Regions from separate parts of the Mus musculus genome. Here regions 2 and 3 are each linked to region 1. A link is a loop called in an ENCODE intact Hi-C map of the cell type or tissue named here. Cell type or tissue: heart. All regions are shown on one strand. Links, peaks and the distances in the headings refer to the core of each region. The heading gives the core; the rest is flanking DNA.

What was found. A loop is a pair of places that touch in the nucleus more often than their neighbours do. Peaks named below come from ENCODE experiments on the same cell type or tissue, not always from the same donor. Only the 100,000 strongest peaks of a DNase experiment are listed, where the experiment ranks them.
Region 2: a loop joins it to region 1, with 3 times the contacts of the local background. A loop is called at or near these places in 4 of 42 quality-filtered maps.
Region 3: a loop joins it to region 1, with 4 times the contacts of the local background. A loop is called at or near these places in 13 of 42 quality-filtered maps.

Annotation. Positions count from the first base shown.
Region 1 is chr11:95,976,924-95,984,849 of GRCm38, forward strand. Igf2bp1 (insulin-like growth factor 2 mRNA binding protein 1) reads right to left here. Exons shown (of 15, transcript NM_009951.4): 3 at 2,698-2,746; 4 at 2,359-2,410. Among named protein-coding and RNA genes, the nearest start is that of Mir3063, 18 kb to the left of the region's middle. In heart, for the core only: CTCF peaks have their summits at 1,811 (motif pointing left) and 4,294 (motif pointing left); no DNase peak of the experiment used is centred there; H3K4me3 peaks cover 2,005 bases; H3K27ac peaks cover 2,458 bases.
Region 2 is chr11:95,768,100-95,773,099 of GRCm38, forward strand. No RefSeq gene overlaps it. Among named protein-coding and RNA genes, the nearest start is that of Gm38957, 6.2 kb to the right of the region's middle. In heart, for the core only: a CTCF peak has its summit at 2,776; a DNase peak (open chromatin) is centred at 3,762; H3K27ac peaks cover 439 bases.
Region 3 is chr11:95,874,196-95,879,195 of GRCm38, forward strand. It overlaps B4galnt2 (beta-1,4-N-acetyl-galactosaminyl transferase 2), which reads right to left. Exons shown (of 11, transcript NM_008081.3): 6 at 1,903-2,083. Among named protein-coding and RNA genes, the nearest start is that of n-TQttg6, 17 kb to the left of the region's middle. In heart, for the core only: a CTCF peak has its summit at 2,281 (motif pointing right); no DNase peak of the experiment used is centred there; H3K4me3 peaks cover 670 bases; H3K27ac peaks cover 299 bases; H3K27me3 peaks cover 970 bases.

The DNA.
Region 1 (7,926 bases), core at 1,756-6,755:
TCAAGAGTCTAGCTGCAGCAAGACAAACTACCAGCAAATCAGCTATGCCCTGGCATTTAAGATGAAAGGCAAGTTAGAAGGTTAGAGGCAAGAACACAGCACATCGCTGCTGGGCAGGTAATGCCAGCATGTACAGCTTGCCCCTTCCCACAAAGAATCTAAACATGAACACTTAAGGGGCTGGAAAGATGGCTCAAGTGGTTAAGAGCACTGACTGCTCTTCCAAAGGTCCTGAGTTCAAATCCCAGCAACCACATGGTGGCTCACAACCATCTGTAATGAGATCAGATGTCCTCTTCTGGTGTGTCTGAAGACAGCTACAGTGTACTTAGATATAATAATAAATATCTTTTTTTGTTTAAAGAACACTTAGACCTCAGACAAAGCAACTACTGCTTCTTGAAGAGTTTCCCAAGTGGGCTGCGGTGTAGTTCACATGGAAAAAAGGCACTAGTCGTGCGCCTTTCCCAACCCACAGCGCACACACAGGAATACTATTTAGTCGTAAAAATTTGAAATCCTGTGACAACTAAAGGGAAGTAGAGATTACTCAGTTAAATTAAAAAAGCAGGTTCTGAAAGGTAAGAAACTCTCAGGACCATAAAAGCCGCCAGGAAGAATGAAGCCTGGAAGGAGGAGTGGAGGGTGAGAAAGGAGGGCAAAGGAGAGGAAACAACAGAAAAAAAGGAAAGTAGGGGAAAGAGAATTAAGACTGGGAGGGGGAGGAGTCTGACTGAAGGGAGAATACAAATTCCCATGGCCAAGGGAGCGACAGGGAAGGAGGGAGGCTTGGGAGAGCTGACTGCCGGGCCAAGTGACAGTCAGACAGACAGACAGAAGAGTACATCAGGAGCACTCCTTTCTATGTGATATGACAGCAGCAGACCACACTGTCCTACAAACTTTGGAGGGTGACAAGATGTTAAATGTTTTCACTAAGAAGTGATTGAGGAGACTGGCGGGCCTGCCTCAATTTAAGCAGGCCATGATACCCAGGAACATGTAATGTCCCTACATGATGGTTTAAAAAACATCTAAAACAACCTCATCTTGGGGTGTGCAACCAAATCACTCCAAGCTCATTTCCTCTGGAACAAACCTGACACCACAAGCAAAATCAAAACCGCAGCTGAGTTTGTTCTTTTTACAACTCAGGATCCCTATGCCTCCTTCTGTGGGCCCAATATTCAAAAAGGTTTTGCCTGCCCAAACTATTAAGGAATAAACTTTTTTCAAACTTGTCCTTCATTTTGATTTCATGTGTATAGATGTTTTGTCTGTATAGTCCCTTGAAGGTCAGAAGAGGGCATCAGATCCTCTGGAACTGAAATTACAGATGGCTGTGAGCCTCCTCTGGGTGCTGGGTCTCTGGGAGAACAACCAGTGCTCTTAGTAACTGAACCATCATCTCTTCAGCCCTCTCCCACCCCCATCCCTTTTATTTTATTAATTTTTGTTGTTGTTGTTGCTTTTAATTTGTTCTTTCAAGAAAAGGTTTCTCTGTGTAGCCCTGGCTCTTCTGGAACTCACTCTGTAGATCAGCCCACACTGGAAGAGATTCCCCGCCTCTTCATCCCAAGTGCTGAGATTAAAGGAGAACACCAACACGCCCAGAAAGGAGGTTTTTTGTTTTTCCCTTGTAAAAGACAAGATCTCTCAGGCTAGAGAGATGGCTCAGCTGTTAAGAGCACTGCCTGGTCTTCCAGAAGTCCTGAGTTCAATTCCCAACAACCACATGGTGGCTCAAAACCATCTACAATGGGATCTGATGCCCTCTTCTGGCATGCAGATGTACATGCAGAGAGCACTCATTTATTAAATAAATAAAATTAAATATTTAAAAAAGACAAGGTCTCTCTATATACTGCTATAACAGTACATACGGCTGGCCTCAAACACACAGAAATGTTCCTGCCTCTCAAAAGCTCAAACACCCAGCCCCTACAAATTTCTGTTCTCAAATTACTGAAATGTGATTCCTGCAAGCTTGGAACTGAGACTCCTTATTGAGAAGGAGTAATAAGGCCCGATGTGGTGGTCCACGGCTTTAATCCTAGTACTCAGGAGGCAGAGGCTGTCAAATCTAAGTTCGAGGCCAGCCTGATCTACATTACAAGCTCTACATTGCAAGTTCCAGGCCAGCCAAGGTTACCCTGTGAGAGCCTGTCTCATTGAAGACAAGGAGAAGGAAAAATGTGTCCAGACTGCCCATCACACAGTAGCCCAGTTTCATGGTTCTACACGGTAGGACGAATGCTGGAGCCAGAGTCCAGCATATGCGCAGGAGTGTGTCTTCCCAATGGATCTGATCACAGGATCGCTTGGTGCTGAAGCCACTTAACTCCTTGTCCGTCTTACCTTGCTCACAGTTCTCCACTGTACCGTACTGAGCCAGCAGGCTATCTAGCACCTGGAGGGGTAGAAAAAAGGTGTCTGAGTATCCTGGGGCCTGAACACCCCTTACCCCAAAGCTCTGGGCACCAGCAGGAACTAGACATTTTGACGGCCTGAAGCTCCACCCCTTAGGGCCCTACATGCTGATGCCATCATCAGTGTTTGCAGGGATGCACTGGCTCTGGCCCCAGACCCTACTAATCTCACACCCAGGGGAGACTGGTTATTTCTACCAACTTAGTCGGACAGAGTCCCATGACCAGTCTCCACCAAACCTGTACATTAACTTCTCCAAACACTTACTTCCCATCGGAGCTGAGGTGGAATATTGCGGATCTGTATTTTCCGACTCCTGAAAAGAAAGGGCAAAACATGATTTAGACAATTCCAGATGCTTTGGGCCCATGACCTGGCAGTTTCTAATCCTTGTCCCAGCTTGTTAGTTCACCAAAACCATAGGATGGTGGCTTCCTCCCCAGTGCTAGGGACTGAATTCATGGTCTGGCACAAGCTAGATCCCCAGCCCTAAAAATAGTAACCTAAACTGGGAGCAGTTGCCTTTAATCCAAGCTCTTAAGAGGCAGAGACAAGCAGATCTCTGAGTTCCAGGCCAACCTGATCTCCATAGTTAATTACAGGACAGCCGGAATAAACAGTGAGACCTCATCTCAGGAAAAAACAAAGAAACACAGACTAGCAACCCAGTAAGGATGCAGACTTTCGAGCAAACAAGGCTTCACCCTATAAGCCCGAGCACTAATAGGACGTCAGAGAGGAACTCGGAACCAGATGTTCTCAGCGTAACGGCAGCAGAAGATCGAACATACTGTTTTGATGCTTGCTACAGCGGTCCCATACTTCTCTCTCCATCAAAACAAAGCCAAGAAGCTAGAGAAAGGGTGCTTGGGGCTCTTATAGGACAGGAGTCCCGCTCCTAGAGCCCATGTGAGAGGCAGCTCACAACTGCTTGAACCCCAGCTCATCTCCAGCACCTGACCCACTGGTTACATACCCACACATACGTACTTAAAATAAAGCAAATCCAAAGTCAAGTAAGACGGTAACTATTAATTAATCCAACACCTCTTTAACTAGCACCTACTTCAAGCTGTACTTTGCTCGCAGGACTGGGGCACAGCAATGAACAAAAGTGGCGGAATGCCTGACCCAGGCGCTCACATCGTATTAAGGGAAACAATATATGCGAACAATTGCATAAGATAATAATAGTACAGTGGTTAAGCCCTTGGCACAACTAGGGATCTAAACCACTTATTAGCACATTAGAAGATTACTTAAGTTCTTTGAGACCTGGTCTCCCCCCGCTTTGTACAACAAGGATAAACCCCATTCACAAGTGGGAGGTGGCATTAGATAGTGTTTGTAAAGCGCTTAGGAAAGACTTGGGGTGAATTCTTAAAGTGTAACAATAGATGCATCTATGAATGGCTAAAGTTCTCCAGAGTGATCAACACACAGCGCAGCATCAGGACCACCTTTTTTCTCCCAGGTGACTATACTATACTTACTCCATCCCAGCTTTCAAATGGCTCTGAAAAAACTGATTTCCCTTGAGGAATGCAGGTTCAAGGCTAAGGTCCAGAGTGACCCAGAGAGTCTGCTCACCACCCAAATCAATACCTTAATCTCTGAGCTTAAGACATTTAGATTGACTTGATGGGTTAGTCAATTGTCATTTAGATCTCTGTGTGTCTTTGATCCCGTACAAACCTTTAGTTCAAAGACGAGATCCAGGGCGGAGATCCAGGGCGTTGGAGAGATGGCTCAGCGGTTTAGAGTACTGGGAGCTCTTCTAGAGGAGCAGGATTTAATTGCCACCAGGCCCAGGATGAGTTACAACCTTCTATAATGAGGGGGATCAGATGCCCTCTTCTGGCCCCTACAGGCACTGCATGCACAAGGCACACAGGCATACAGGAAGGCAAAATACCGGTGTAGTGTACCCAAGGTGAGAGAATGCTGAGTCACGTATGCTCAGTGGGCTACCAGAAGAGCTGGCATCAAGCTGTGGGGTGGGGCAAGCAAAAAGGAATGCAAGGCCCTAACAGTGGGTGTGTTGGCCTTAGTTGTCCTAGGCAGTCCCTACCAAAGCAGGGTCTAGTGTAAAATAGAAGGGTCTCTGTGATCCACTGAGTCTGAAATTCTGAGAGCGACAACTCCTTGTTGACAAGCTACAGCAGGGAAAATCTGGGAATGACATAGCTAAAAGAGTGGAGCAGTGGTGTCCCCGGCTCCTTTAGCTATGTCACCCCTGACCCAAACCCAACCTCTTCCTCCTCAAACTCAGCACTCAAGAGGCAGGGGCAGGCAGATCTCTGAGTTCGAGGCCAGCCTGGTTTACACAATGAGTCCCAGGATAGCAAAGGTTATACAGAGAAATCCTATCTTGAAAAAGAAATAATAAAAAGCTAAAGGAAAGGTGGATCTGTTTGAAGGAAAACCTTGGTGGTTTGTGAACTTGACCTAACAAAGTTAGAGTAGATACAGTGAGGATTGGAAACAGTCAGCTGAGTCTGGAGGCTTGAGCCATGATTCCAGGCTAAAGCAGGACTGATGCACGCACAGGCCAGTCTATAGAACAGTAGGCCAGTCGGAAGGTGGCGTTGCAGTGATAGAAGAGGAGGGGAAGACAGACAGACATAACTCCACGAGTACAGCATTTGTCTAGCAGACACAAAGTCCTGCGCTCAAGTCCCAGGACTGCACGGATAGATAAGCCTGTCGACCCTCTGTAATCCCAGCACCCACAGTACTGGCAGGAGAACCACAAAGTCAACACCCGGTCCAGCGGCGTGAGGCGTGCTCTGTGTCAGACACACACGGGAAGCCAACAAGCCCATTGCTGAGTCCTTAGACCCCATTCCACCAGGTACCAGATCCAAGGACTGGCCAAAAGGCAGCTTTGGATCTCCCTGGTAAGGGTTTCTCACAAAACACCTTTGCTAACCAAATAGATACACCGAGTATGTTCAGATGGGTGAAGAATCTGGGAGAAAATGAACAGTGCCCAGCCCCGGACACCTCCCCCCAGGAAGTCCTTCTGGATAGAGGGGAGATGAAGGCAGCCTGCCTAGGAAGAAACAAGGCATACAGCAACCCCAGAACAGGAGCCTAGTTTGAAAGAACCCATTAGTGCAATCCCAGGTCAAAGGCCAAGACTTGCCTGTCCAAACTCTGATTTGGGGCCTTCTATTCAGTATGGCAGGAGCAGGGTGGTAGCAGTGAAATCTAATCTCTGCAAGGATGTTTGTTAATCCATATCCAGAAAGCAATGGCAGGCAGATTGGCTGGAATGTCTGGAATGTTCCAGGAGCGGGAGGGGGAGGAGGGCAGGTCTACCCAACCAATGAAAGAAAGACATCCCAGCAGCCCTCCCTCACCCTCTAGGGCATACACACCCCATCCTGGGAACCCACTCTAGGCTCCTCCCAGACTTCCTTCTCAGCAAAGCCCCCAGCCCTGATTAAAACCCAAGGGGATAGCCTGGAAGAGGACCTTTGTCTTCTAAGCCTGGCTTTCCACTGAGCCTGGTGCTACCTAATTCCTTTCAGGCCCAAACCGCACAGGGCACTGCTGGGACCTGTAACCTAAATTCCCTTGCTTACATTACAACCCCTTTGGATAACTTACTCATCCCACCTATGAGAGGCCCAGAGTTGGCTGCGTTAGGCTGGTGTGCTGAGGGCTTACAGTGGCTCTAAATCTGTGGCTTACAACTCTTTGGGGATCCACAGACCCTACTTACTTACCTACCCTTTCACAGGGGTCGCCTAGGAGCTGATATCAGGACAGAACATTACGGTTCATAACTGTAGCAAAACTAGCTACGAAGTAGCAACAAAAATAATGTTGTGGTTGGAGGTCAGCACAACCTTAGGACCTGTATTAAAGGTCCCAGCGTGAGGAAGGTTGAGCTGGCTTAGAGCTCCTGATGAGTGGGAGCACAACTCACACTTCCCAGGGGTTTCTCCTGGTGGGAGCTAAGTCCAGCAAGCCCCTGACAGTATTCTAAAGGAGACCTGGAGGTAGAGTGGAAGGGGCGGTGACAGTCATTGCTGAATCTAAATAAATGTGTTCACAATGACAGAGAAAGAAAGTCTTCCACTCCTCCATCTCTGCTACATTGACCCTGCTCCAATAAACCCGGGTCTACCAAGGCCAGGCTGAGTAGTGGTTATGTCCTATAGGTAAAAGGGCACCACACCTAAGCACTCTTAGTGCCGGGAGGGCCAAGCCCAGCTCCAGCAAGGAGAGAGAACCAGCTGCCCTGACCCTCTAGCAGCTATAGCGCCGCCAGCAGTGGCCATTAAAGGCAATGGTTAGAACAGCCAAAATGGTTCCTAAGTGCAAACAGCTTTCCCCTGTTCTCTGCTCGCTCTGACCCTCAGAGATCCAGCCTGGAGGGCAGCTCAACAGACTCCTGCTAACCAGGAAATTCACCTGGGGATGTGAGGACACCTGGGGATGTGAGGACAGGGAGGCCAAGCAGGGGAAATATGCCAGGAGAGATTTAAAGAGGCAGAGAGACAAAAGAACAACGCCATACACCCATCACACCGCCATACACCCATCACACCGCCATACACCCATCACATCGTATACACACATGGGGGTGCTTGGGATTAGGAGTATCTCTCCCGGGTCCATTTTATAGAACTGTGTTCATTTTATAGAAATGTGCTACCGGCGGCTTTGTTTGACAGCCCAGGGCCGAGATTAAAATACGCCATGAGTATCCTGTCTGCATTTCATAATCACTGAACGCCAAAGCCAGGAGTAGAACCAAAACTCCATCTACTTTTTTGTTTTGGGTTTCGTTTGCTTTTTGAGACCTGTTTTTTCTGCATAGCCCTAGCTGCCCTATGTAGACCAGGCTTGCCTCGGCCTGGGTGTGCTGGGTGGTGCTGGGATTAAAAGCACGACTCACTATACCCAGCCTGAAGCAGATCTAGTTTTCCAGATGTATAGTTTTACATTTTGTTGAAAGGCCATTTTTCTAGCATACTAGAAACACCAATTAAGATAATATTATCTTCTGTTTTGGTTTTGAAATGAACTTCTATACACTGGAATTACAGGCAAAGATGAGCTACAATGTTCGGTTCTACAGGGTCCTAGGTATCGAGGTCAGGGCTTTGGGATTCTAGCTATACTCCCAGTGCAGTCCGACCCCCATTTTTTTTTCCTGTGAGTTATACTCTGTAGCCCAGACTAGCCTCCAACTCAGAACAATCATCCTGATACTCTACCTGTTCTTTTAAGGATTTAAGATTTAGCCGGGCAATGGGTGGCACACGCCTTTAATCCCAGCACTTGGGAGGCAGAGGTAGGCAGATTTCTGAGTTCAAGGCCAGCCTGGTCTACAAAGTGAGTTCCAGGACAGCCAGGGCTACACAGAGAAACCCTGTCTGGAAAAACCAACACCCACCCACCCCCCAAAAAATGGATATAAGATTTTCAGAGTTCTCTTTTTTAAAAGATTGTTCATTTTACGTGTATAAGCCTGCACAC
Region 2 (5,000 bases), core at 1-5,000, 210 kb before region 1:
CCACATGCTAGAGATTTTGATGCTGTTCCGCATGTGTAGCATGCCATGAGAAGAGAGAGTATGTTAGAGCTAACCATTTTATCAACTAAAAAAAAATCAGCTGGGATTCTTAAACTTCTAACCCTGAGCAAAGAGTCACCAGGTTTAAGGTTTTTCTCTACTTAAAACCAAGGTAGAAAATTCCCAGGAGTTCTCGCTCTCTCCATTTTTTTTTTTTCTTTTTCAGGAATAAAGGGTCATAAGCCATTAGAAACAGTGGCATTGTTATGCAATAACAGCTCACTAGCTAACCTACAGTCTTGGGAAGCAATGCTGACCTTCCAACCCGGAACTACCTCGCTAAAGCAGCCCAGAGGTCCCCACTGCACTCTCTGTGGAAGCCATAAAAGTCGCCAGTGTGTCCGTTCACCTTCACAGCTGAATACTTTTGTACCCGCTAGGCCTGTTTATAGACTTATAATCAGACCTTTCCCTCTTAGGGGACAGCTTTTCCAAGACTCCAAGGAAAGTCAGATTCCTCTGAGAATTTTCCTCAAGTTGCTTCAAAGAGCAACTTTGTAGCTCTCCAGCTTCAGTAAATTTGTTTAAAGAACCAGATGCCATATCATTCAAAAACATTACGTTTAATTCAAAACTACTGTGCAGACCTACATATTCTGAAAACAAACTCTTCCTTTTTGTTCCCTTAGTAGAGGCTGTGTTGTTATAAAGTGGGTCTCTCTCCACCCTGTTAACTCAGGGCTTCTGGTTGATGTGTCGGGACAGCGTCCCTGGAGTTGTTTCTGTTACTGTAGCACAGAGACCTGAGTACCTGGCCGTCTGATCTCCTACTGTCTACGCAGCTTTACTCTCATCACTCTGCTCTCGAGTGCCTTCAAAAAAGCCCATGTCCTGGAGCCTCTGTCCCGGTCTGAATCCTACCTCTGATTGAGTCGTTCTCCTGAGCATCGGAATTCACCCTCTTCCCAAGGGCTTAACTACAAACTCTAACACCTGGCTAGGAATTGTGAACACAGTTGTGTATTGTTGCCCTGTCATTCACGGCAGGGTCACCTTTGTAGCTTCTTTGTATCTTATTCCCCCACCCACACCACTTCTGGACTAGAGCCATTTGTCCTTCACCTTCTAGTCTTTCACCACAGACCGACGGTTCCCTTAAAAATCAAAGGTCACCCAGTGCATCTCTGGGTCATCTTTTTCTCATCTGATGAAGTCTTCCTGAGTACCTACCCTTCAAACTAAAGGAGCGCGAGCTGCCGCTGGGGCGCACATAGCATCGCGTAACACTTGGTTCTTCCAGTGGCTAGCCTAGTCATAGGAGGAGAAAAGTGCTCTCTGGGGTTAACAAATTCCTTTCTTGATTTTTGATCAGCCCCTCTCTCTCATCAGCCACCTGTCCCCCTTGTAAGCCCCATTACGTCATTTACAAAGTGTGATTGATGTCTAATGTATGAAAGACGGAGGAAAAAGGAAGCTGATGTGTGCTCTGTGTGTAGTATGTGCACTTCACTGTAAAGATTACTTTAGCAACTGGCTGGTCTCTCGTGTCCCAAATTAAAGTTTGTGCTGTGTAATGGGTTGATAGTTCCCTCCTAAAGCAAAAACAGATGAGCTCTTTCGGTGAGGAAACAGGATTTTTTTTTTTTTTTTTTTTTAGGCAAATGAACACTAATTAGAGTATCCTGACCTGAGTCAAAAGCTTTGCTTTCTGACTTACAGTCTCTTGCATCTTTCCTTCCAGTTATTAGTACCCAGGCACCCAAGACTGATTGATGGTCGCACACCGTGGGAGACTTGAAAGGCGGCTGTTGATAAATTTTTCATCCTTTTTTTTGTCTGTGAACAGACAGGATGCCAGTGGGTGGGACAATACCAAATTGTGAGAATTGGGTTGAAAATACAGAAGTCAAGACATTGGAATGCCCCACTGGCTGTTTGGATTGAGAGCGGCATGCACACTGGAAGAGGTAGAGTCTGTGGTGCAGAAATCATTCCCAAGTGTCTAAAGGACCCTCCATGTTTGCCGCTGCGGTCAGTCTTGGGAACTGGGTGCTTTGAATCGGTTCCTTTTTCTCCAGTGTCCCGGGCGTTTGGATAGCGAAGAGCCATAGTCACCTGTCACTGGGAAGACCCATACCCTTCGAGAAGGATGGCTGCGTTATTGTGTCTGGATTAGGATACTTTTGGTCAAGTATCAAAGAGAGTTGTTGCCCCTCAGAGGTTTCCCCATCACTAACCCCAGCTTACCTTCATCCTATTTGAGCTTCTCTGGTGAGATTGGGGATATGGCAGATTACTCGAAAATGATTTTATAGGTGATGGAGATGCTCAAAAAGGGAGGGAAGCTGGGGCTTTGTTTAATGTCAAAAGGAAATCGGATGGTTTCAGTCGAGTCAAGAGCCTGCCTGTATGGGTCTGAAAAGAGAGCAGTGGCTTGTTTCTGTGTCTCTGGCTCCCGTGAACGAGCACAGCCTCTCCATCTGCCTTACCATGTAGGGAGCCAGGGAGCCAGAAACAGGGTCTCCATCACACCCCGAGTAGGCTCTGTGACTCTGGCTGCATTGGAAAATACACATGATCACTCACTTGAGTTAAGTTGGAAAGAAATAAATGGTGTAGTGTAATGTCTGTGTTTACTTCTCAAATTGTATTGCTAGATATGTGGCCTCAAAAAACCAGGTGAATTATCTTCCAGAATATGAGGGGTTGGGAGTAGGGGTGAGGGTTGTTTTGGGTTTTTGTTTCCTCTGCAGTACTTGTTTTGGCCATACGGGGCGATAAAGTACTTTCTTCTTAGCTTTTAAGTCTCTTCTGGGCTACCTCTTGGCTCACTGATTGGATTTGACTAAAACATTTTCACGATCACTAAGTTGAGCAGTTACTCAGGCCTGGTGATGTGAGCAGAGATGGGGTCCTGTGTCTGAGGTCCATGTGGCTCGTCAGGCATCATAACCAGCAAGCCTTTGTTAATATTGGTTCCATGAAACCGAAAGCTAGCCCTTATCATAAAGGCTCCATTGTTTACTAAACGCAGAACTAAAGGTGACCCTCCTCCCTGTTTCCACCCTCCCATTGCAGCCCAGTCTGCCCTATCACATCTGTGACAGCAGTGGGGACCTCTCATGTGTAAGCACACGCTCTCTCACTTTTTCTGCTCCAGGTGGGTAGGAAGGTCTCCCAGAGCAGGCCTGGCCCTCTCTCTGCACAGGTTCCTTGTCTTTGGGCTCCTGGCCCTCTTCAGCTCTCGGGGAATATTGAATGCGTCCTTTGCAGTGTCTCCAGAGGAACAGTTGGCTATCCACTCAGGAAAGCACAGGCCTGAGGCTGTTTACCTTGCAGGGTCAGGAAGCATTTTCCTGTGGAAGGGCCTCCTGCTGATTTTCTCCTGGTCCTTTCCCCCAGCAAGAGTCTGTGCAGTGCCAGTCGGGGGGTCCTTGTAATTCCAGCCCAGGCAGAAGTGGAAGGGAAGCAGTGACCAGGGTAGATAGCAGGTGTCCGGGTGTCCCCACAGTCCTGAGGTCACTTGCACTTTCTCATTTCTTAAAGGAAGTCCAGTGTTCTTGCCAGGAATCCTTAGCCTTAGGTTTACAAAGCTTGCTGTTGAATGTTCGTCCGGAGGAGTGTAAGAAGGCAGGAACTGCTTGGTTCCAGTCCTGCCTGCAAGGTCAAGAAGGTTTAAGACTACGTCTAATCTGGAATCCTTACCTCTGTAGAGGGCGTTGAAGGTCAAGCTGGGACGGTGAGGGGTGCTGTAAAGAAGGTCATTGGGCCTTCAGTTGTGGGTGGGGGTGAGTGGTGGGCAGGACAGAGTCTTACTAGGATGGGAAGGAGGGAGAGGAGGGCTTGGCCCAGGGAGCTGGCCGCATGGTGGGTGGAGCCAGGTGGGCTCTGAACTGGTCCAGATGCCTGGCTTCCCTTAGCCATCTTTTCCCTAGCATCCTGTCAGACCCCCGGCGTGATGATATGCTTCCCTGTGTTAACTCTACCAATATTATTTTTTTAGCAATGGAAATGCACTTTTTTTTAATTTCAACTCAATCATGATTTTAAGTATAAAAATTTATAGATTGTTAAAACTACTTTTTTGTGTATTTTTAACCACTCAATGTAGCATTGTATATTTTATTCTTATTGAGACTCTGGTACAAGGTGTGCCATTTAATGATTTTTTCCCCCCAACATGCTGGGCCTTTGGATGTGTACGGTAACCAACTTCATGCTAATGTTCAAAGTAAAAAAAGAAAAGTAGCCATATTCCCACGTGTCTTCTCTTCATTTCTTCTCCAAGCTCAGATGACATTTTGAGGGCCCCTTGGTCAATGATTGTTCATTTTATGTAATCATGTGACCCACGTCTGTATTATTGGTTCGTATCTCCAATGCTGTTGGTAGTGTGCCTACCCTAAGCCCCAAATCCAGCCTGGTCCCTTAAGAATAACATTCTTCCTGTCCCCCACCTGCCTGTCCAGTTAGTTATAGTGACTGAGTCTCAAGCTTGTACACAGTAGGTAAACTGTACCACTGAGCTACATCCTGTGTCCTCCTCTTAATTTGTGTTTTGAGATAGGCCCTTACTGAGTCGCCCGGGCTAGTCCTAAACTCACTCAGGAACTCAGGGAGGCCTTTAACATGCTGTCCTCCTGTCTCAAGCTTCCTGACAAGCCTGGGTCACAGGCTGCACCACCAGGTCCGTGTGAGCCTGTACGATGTACTTCCAAGTCTGCCCCGATCTCATCTCTATAGTGCTGCTGCCTTGGTGCCCCTGAGCTGCAGGCAGCAACACTGCTCTGGCCAACTGAGCAGTGAGCGCAGACTTTCCAAGAGGGGTGTTTGGGGGAAGGATCAGGATTGGGTGTGACCCAGCTAGAAGAGTTAACCCCAAGTGCAAACAGCTTATCCAGTATAGTCAGTGGGAGGCAGCTTTTCTCCTCACCCCCGTGGGGTTCAGTCCCCCAGCCAGTCATATCAGTGTGTCTGGTGAGTGCCTAGAGAGTGAGAGG
Region 3 (5,000 bases), core at 1-5,000, 100 kb before region 1:
ATGACTCCAATGACAAGACCAGGACAGTAGTACCCACTGTACCTTAGAACACAGGCTCATTTTCTGAAGGGAAATGCCTTAAAATCTGAAGGTGGAGAGGATGCTTACTATAGCTATGAAGGATAACCTAGGACCGCTAGCCTCTGATTCCACCTCCCAAGTGCTAGGGTCTTAGGCATAGCACTCCCATGCCCAATTTCATATGATGCTGGGTCTCGAACCCATGGCTCTGTGCATTGCTAGGCAAGTACTCTACCAGCCAAGCTGAACTTTCATTTGTGCATATTACATTTCTTCCCCCCCCCCCCCCGTTGCTGTGCCGTGGAGCAACTCACAAAGGAAAAGACAAAAAGTGAGGGTGGTAAGATTTGTCCTCCCAGGAGTTTCTGTAATGGGTGTGGGGGGGTTGGAAAGACAAGTTCATATCCTTGAAACTGGCCACATTCTCTCTCTGCAGGAATGCTCACGAGATATTGATGCACACACTGGTTAGGCAAGAGTCGCCACCTCAACAGAAGCTGAAGCAGCTTTAAAAGTTCCAGAGGGGTCGTCAAAGTGGCTCAGCAGGTAAAGGGGCTTGCTGCTAAACCCAATGGCCTGAGTTTGATCCCTGGGATTCATGTGGTAGGAGAGAACAAACCCCTCCAAGGTGACTTCTGACTTCCATATGACTACTGTGAAATGTTCATGCCCCCCCCCCACTAATAAAATAAGTGAAATAAATAGCTGCAGAGAACAGCTAACAGGACTGGATAAGGCCAGCCAAACATAGTGATGTATGGCTGTGATTTCGACATTATGGAGCCTGAGGCATAGGAATTGAGAATTTGAGGCCAGCCTGAGACACATACAAGATCCTGCCTCAACAAATGGATGAACTTATAAACAAACAAAAAAATAACAGAGTGCGGGGTGTACACACCTGTAACCCCAAAGCTTGAGAGAAGAAAGGGGGAATCTGGAGCTCAAGGCAAGCCAGCCACAAACATGTAAGAGAGTTTGGAAAATCCTGGCTTACGCGAGAGCATCTCAAGAAACAATAAGACTAGGTATGTAACTGGCTTGGCAGCGTGGTTGTCTACCACACAGAAGGGCCTGGATTTGATTCCCAGCACCACATAAACTGTACTTAGAGGTTCATTTGACTGTTATCCCAGTGCATAGGGGGTAGAAACTGGAGACACACAAGTTCAGAGTCTGAAGCTAGCCTGGGCTATCTACGAGCCTGTATCAAGCAAAACAAAACTCCATCAGTAACAGACAGAATGGGATGGTACTGTGGTTTGGATCAGTGTCCCTAAAGGTCGGTATAGTGTAGGCATAAGCCACTGTTGTGACACTAGGAGGTGGATCCCTTAGAAACTAGGATATGATGGGAGGTGTTCAGGTCCCTTTGGGAATGCCTTTAAGGTGACAGTAGGATCAGCCGCTTCCTAGCTGTAAAGTAGGAAGCTTTACCATACTATGCTGCCTCGCCACAAGGGCCGAGTCACCACGGAATGGAGCCTCCAAGGCTGTGAGCCAGAGCCTTTCTTTTTCTATGCTGTCTTGGGTATTGGCCACAGTGGCAGGACACTGGCTTTGTGTTCATGTGTGCAAGGTGAGCAGTGTCAGGGATCTTTCTCAAGTCGCTCTGGGGTCAGTGGCAGTGGGGGACTCTATTGGGTGCAGTAAATAGGCAGGTAATTGTCGAGGCTCAGAAACTGGCACACAGGAAGCATGCTGGGGGAAGGTTTTGAGAGGGCGCACACAGGAAGCATCCTGGGGGAAGGTTTTGAGAGGGCGCACACAGGAAGCGTCCTGGGGGAAGGTTTTGAGAGGGCGCACACAGGAAGCGTCCTGGGGGAAGGTTTTGAGAGGGAGTGATGCTCTTTTCCAGCAGTTTGTGATCAGAAGACAGACCTGTGTCCACCTTGTGGAGATAGTACTCTGTGCTGGTGTACGTCACATGCTGAAGGATGAAATTCAGGACCTTCCGATGTCTGGTGGAAATGGTCAGCTGCCTCTGGCCTCTGCCCTGAACCTCATCATCTGGCACATCAGCAAGGGTGTTCAGTGTCCCCAGAGAAGCTTTCAGGATGACCTAGACATGACATTAGAAGCACACACATATTGTTGTACAGCTGTCAGCCATCCCTATCCATCTCTAGAAGCCCTTTATCCTACCCAATAAAACGTTATTCCCACCTGACTGTAACTCCTTAGTCTCCCATCCTCTAAACCCTGAAAGATTCTAAATGCCACGGATGGAGAAAAATCCATTCACAGGAAAGGCAAGTACTCAGGATGGCCAGCAGGGGGCAGAGCGAGCTAGGACAGGATAAGGCTGGTTGTAAAGGTAATAGATACAGCTACGCCCTTCCCCCACGTTTCCCCTCAAGACCTAAAGACTCATGGATTTAAAGGATTCATTCCTGCAAACATCTCTTTCTCTTTAGGGAACATTGTTCATTGAGACTTCTTCTAGAGCCGAGCAGTGGTGGCGCATACCTTTTATCCCAGTAGTCGGGAGGCAGAGGCAGTCAGATCTCTGTGAGTTCTAGGCCAGCCTGGTCTAAGAGTGAGTTCCAAAACAGTCAGGGCTACACAGAGAAACTCTTGTCATAGAGAGAGAGGGAGAGGGAGAGAGAGAGAGAGAGAGAGAGAGAGAGAGAGAGAGAGAGAGAGAGAGAGAGAGAGAGAGAGATTATTATTTCTCCTCCTCCTTCTTCTCTTTCTCTTCCTCTTCTTCCTCCTCCTCCTCTTTCAACAAGGTCTCTGAGGTCTCACTATGTTGCCCAGAGCAGCCTTGAACTCCAGAGCTGAAAAGATCCTTCTGTCTCCTGCCACACACACTGCCACCCCCCAAATAGCTGGCACAACAGTTATGCCACAACATGGCACTTTGCCTTGCTCCCTGCTGCAGTTGCTACTGACATCTGTCTGTCACTCACTCCTGGTCCTCTACCCTCTGACATCTGAGGGAGTTTTCCAGGCTTTGGATCTGGGTTTTTTTCTCTTATTGGAGTACAACTCCTTGGCTGAGGATTTTATCCATCATCAACTAGGTACCATCACTGTTTAAGTGGTTTTAAAATGTTTATTGTAGCTCAGTTTGGTGGCACATGTCTTTGGTTCCAGCTCTCTGCTGTCTGAGTTTGAAGCTACAGAGCAAATTCTAGGCTGGTCAGGGTGCAGTAGTGAGAGATCTTGTATCAAAAGAGACAAACAAAAAGTTTGTCTCTCTGGGGGCTGGTGAGATGGCTCAGTGGGTAAGAGCACCCGACTGTTCTTCCGAAGGTCCAGGGTTCAAATCCCAGCAACCACATGGTGGCTCACAACCATCCGTAACAAGATCTGACTCCCTCTTCTGGTGTGTCTGAAGATAGCTACAGTGTACTTACTATAATAATAAATAAAGTCTTTTAAAAAAAAGTTTGTCTCTGACTCATCCCACGGCCTTCACCTTGACCCTGTGTGGCAGTTTGGATGGGAACAGCCTCCCAGGGCTCATATATTTGAATTCTTGGTCTGCAGTCGGTGGAACTGTTTGGGAAGGATTAGGAGGTGTAGCCTAGCTGCAGGAAGTGTGTCACTGTGCCAGGCTTTGAGGCTTCAAAAGCTCCACACCCTCGGAAGTCAGAGGCAGGCAGATTTCTGAGTTCGAGGCCAGCCTAGTCTACAGAGTGAGTTCCAGGACAGTCAGGGCTATAAAGAGAAACCCTGTCTCGAAAAACAAAAACAAACAAACAAAAAAAAACAGCTCCTCACCCTCCCCAGTGTGCTCTCTGCCTCTTGCTTTTAAGATGCAGCACTCATGCCGGGTGTGGTGGCGCTCGCCTTTAATACCAGCACTCGGGAGGCAGAGGCAGGCAGATTTCTGAGTTAGAGTCCAGCTTGGTCTACAAAGTGAGTTCCAGGACAGCCAGGGCTATACAAAAAACCCTGTCCTGAAAAACAAACAAATAAAAACAAAAAACAAACAAACAAAAAAGATGCAGCACTCAGCTGTTCCTGCCACCATGCCTTTGCTCTGCCACCAGGGACTCTAACCCTCTGGAACTTAAGCACAAATAAACACTTTTCTCAGTTGCCCTGGTCATAGTGTTTTATCACAGCCATAGAAAAGTAACTAAGACCGAGATTGGTATCATGTTCATGGGATATGACATACCTGACCATATTTTTGAAGGAATGTGGAAAATTAGGGGGGACATTGAACTAGGAAAGTGGTTAAATGCTGTATGCAGAGCTTAATGGGCCATCCTAGTAGGAGGCTGGAAGACGACAGTGCTGAGAGCTATGTGGATTGTGGAGGTCTGGCTCAAGAGGTTTCAGAGGGGAACAATATTAGCAACTGGGCTAGAGCCGGTCCTTGGGACGATTTGGCAAAGTCTGCTTTCTGCCCTCGTTCTAAGAACCTGCCTGAAGCAAAGTTAAAAGTAATGAACTAATTTCTTCAGCAGAGGAGATTTCAAGACAGCTTAATACCGACTCTGTCATATGGTTATTATTAAGCACTCTTCAGCTGGTTTATAATGAAAAAGAACAATCGGGCAAAAAGAAATACAAAAGTGTACAGTTTGAAGAGAAAAAGCAAGGCAGTAAGCAGCGTACTTCCATGGCTTCCACTTGGGTTCCTGCTTTCAGTTCCTGCGTTGGCTTTGATGAGTGAGCTATGATGTGAAACCTTAGGCTGAAATAAGCCCTCTGTTTTCGAAGATGCTTTTGGTCATGGTGTTAGCACAGCAATAAACCCTAACCAAAAACCTGCTAGGAAGGCTCGCAACTCAAAGTTAGTTTTTAAAAAACTGAACCACTGGAGAGATGGCTCAGCTGTACAGTCACACAGCACACAATGACAGGGACAGCCTGTAGTCAGCCGGGATGGAGACATCTCAGCAACCCGTGGCAGCTCTTCGTAAAAAGCAGTTGCTCCCAATTTTCCTAACCTTAGCCCTAGACAATGGCTGTATAGATTTTATTTGTGGATGACTGCTTTTCAGTTGGCCTTGATGTGC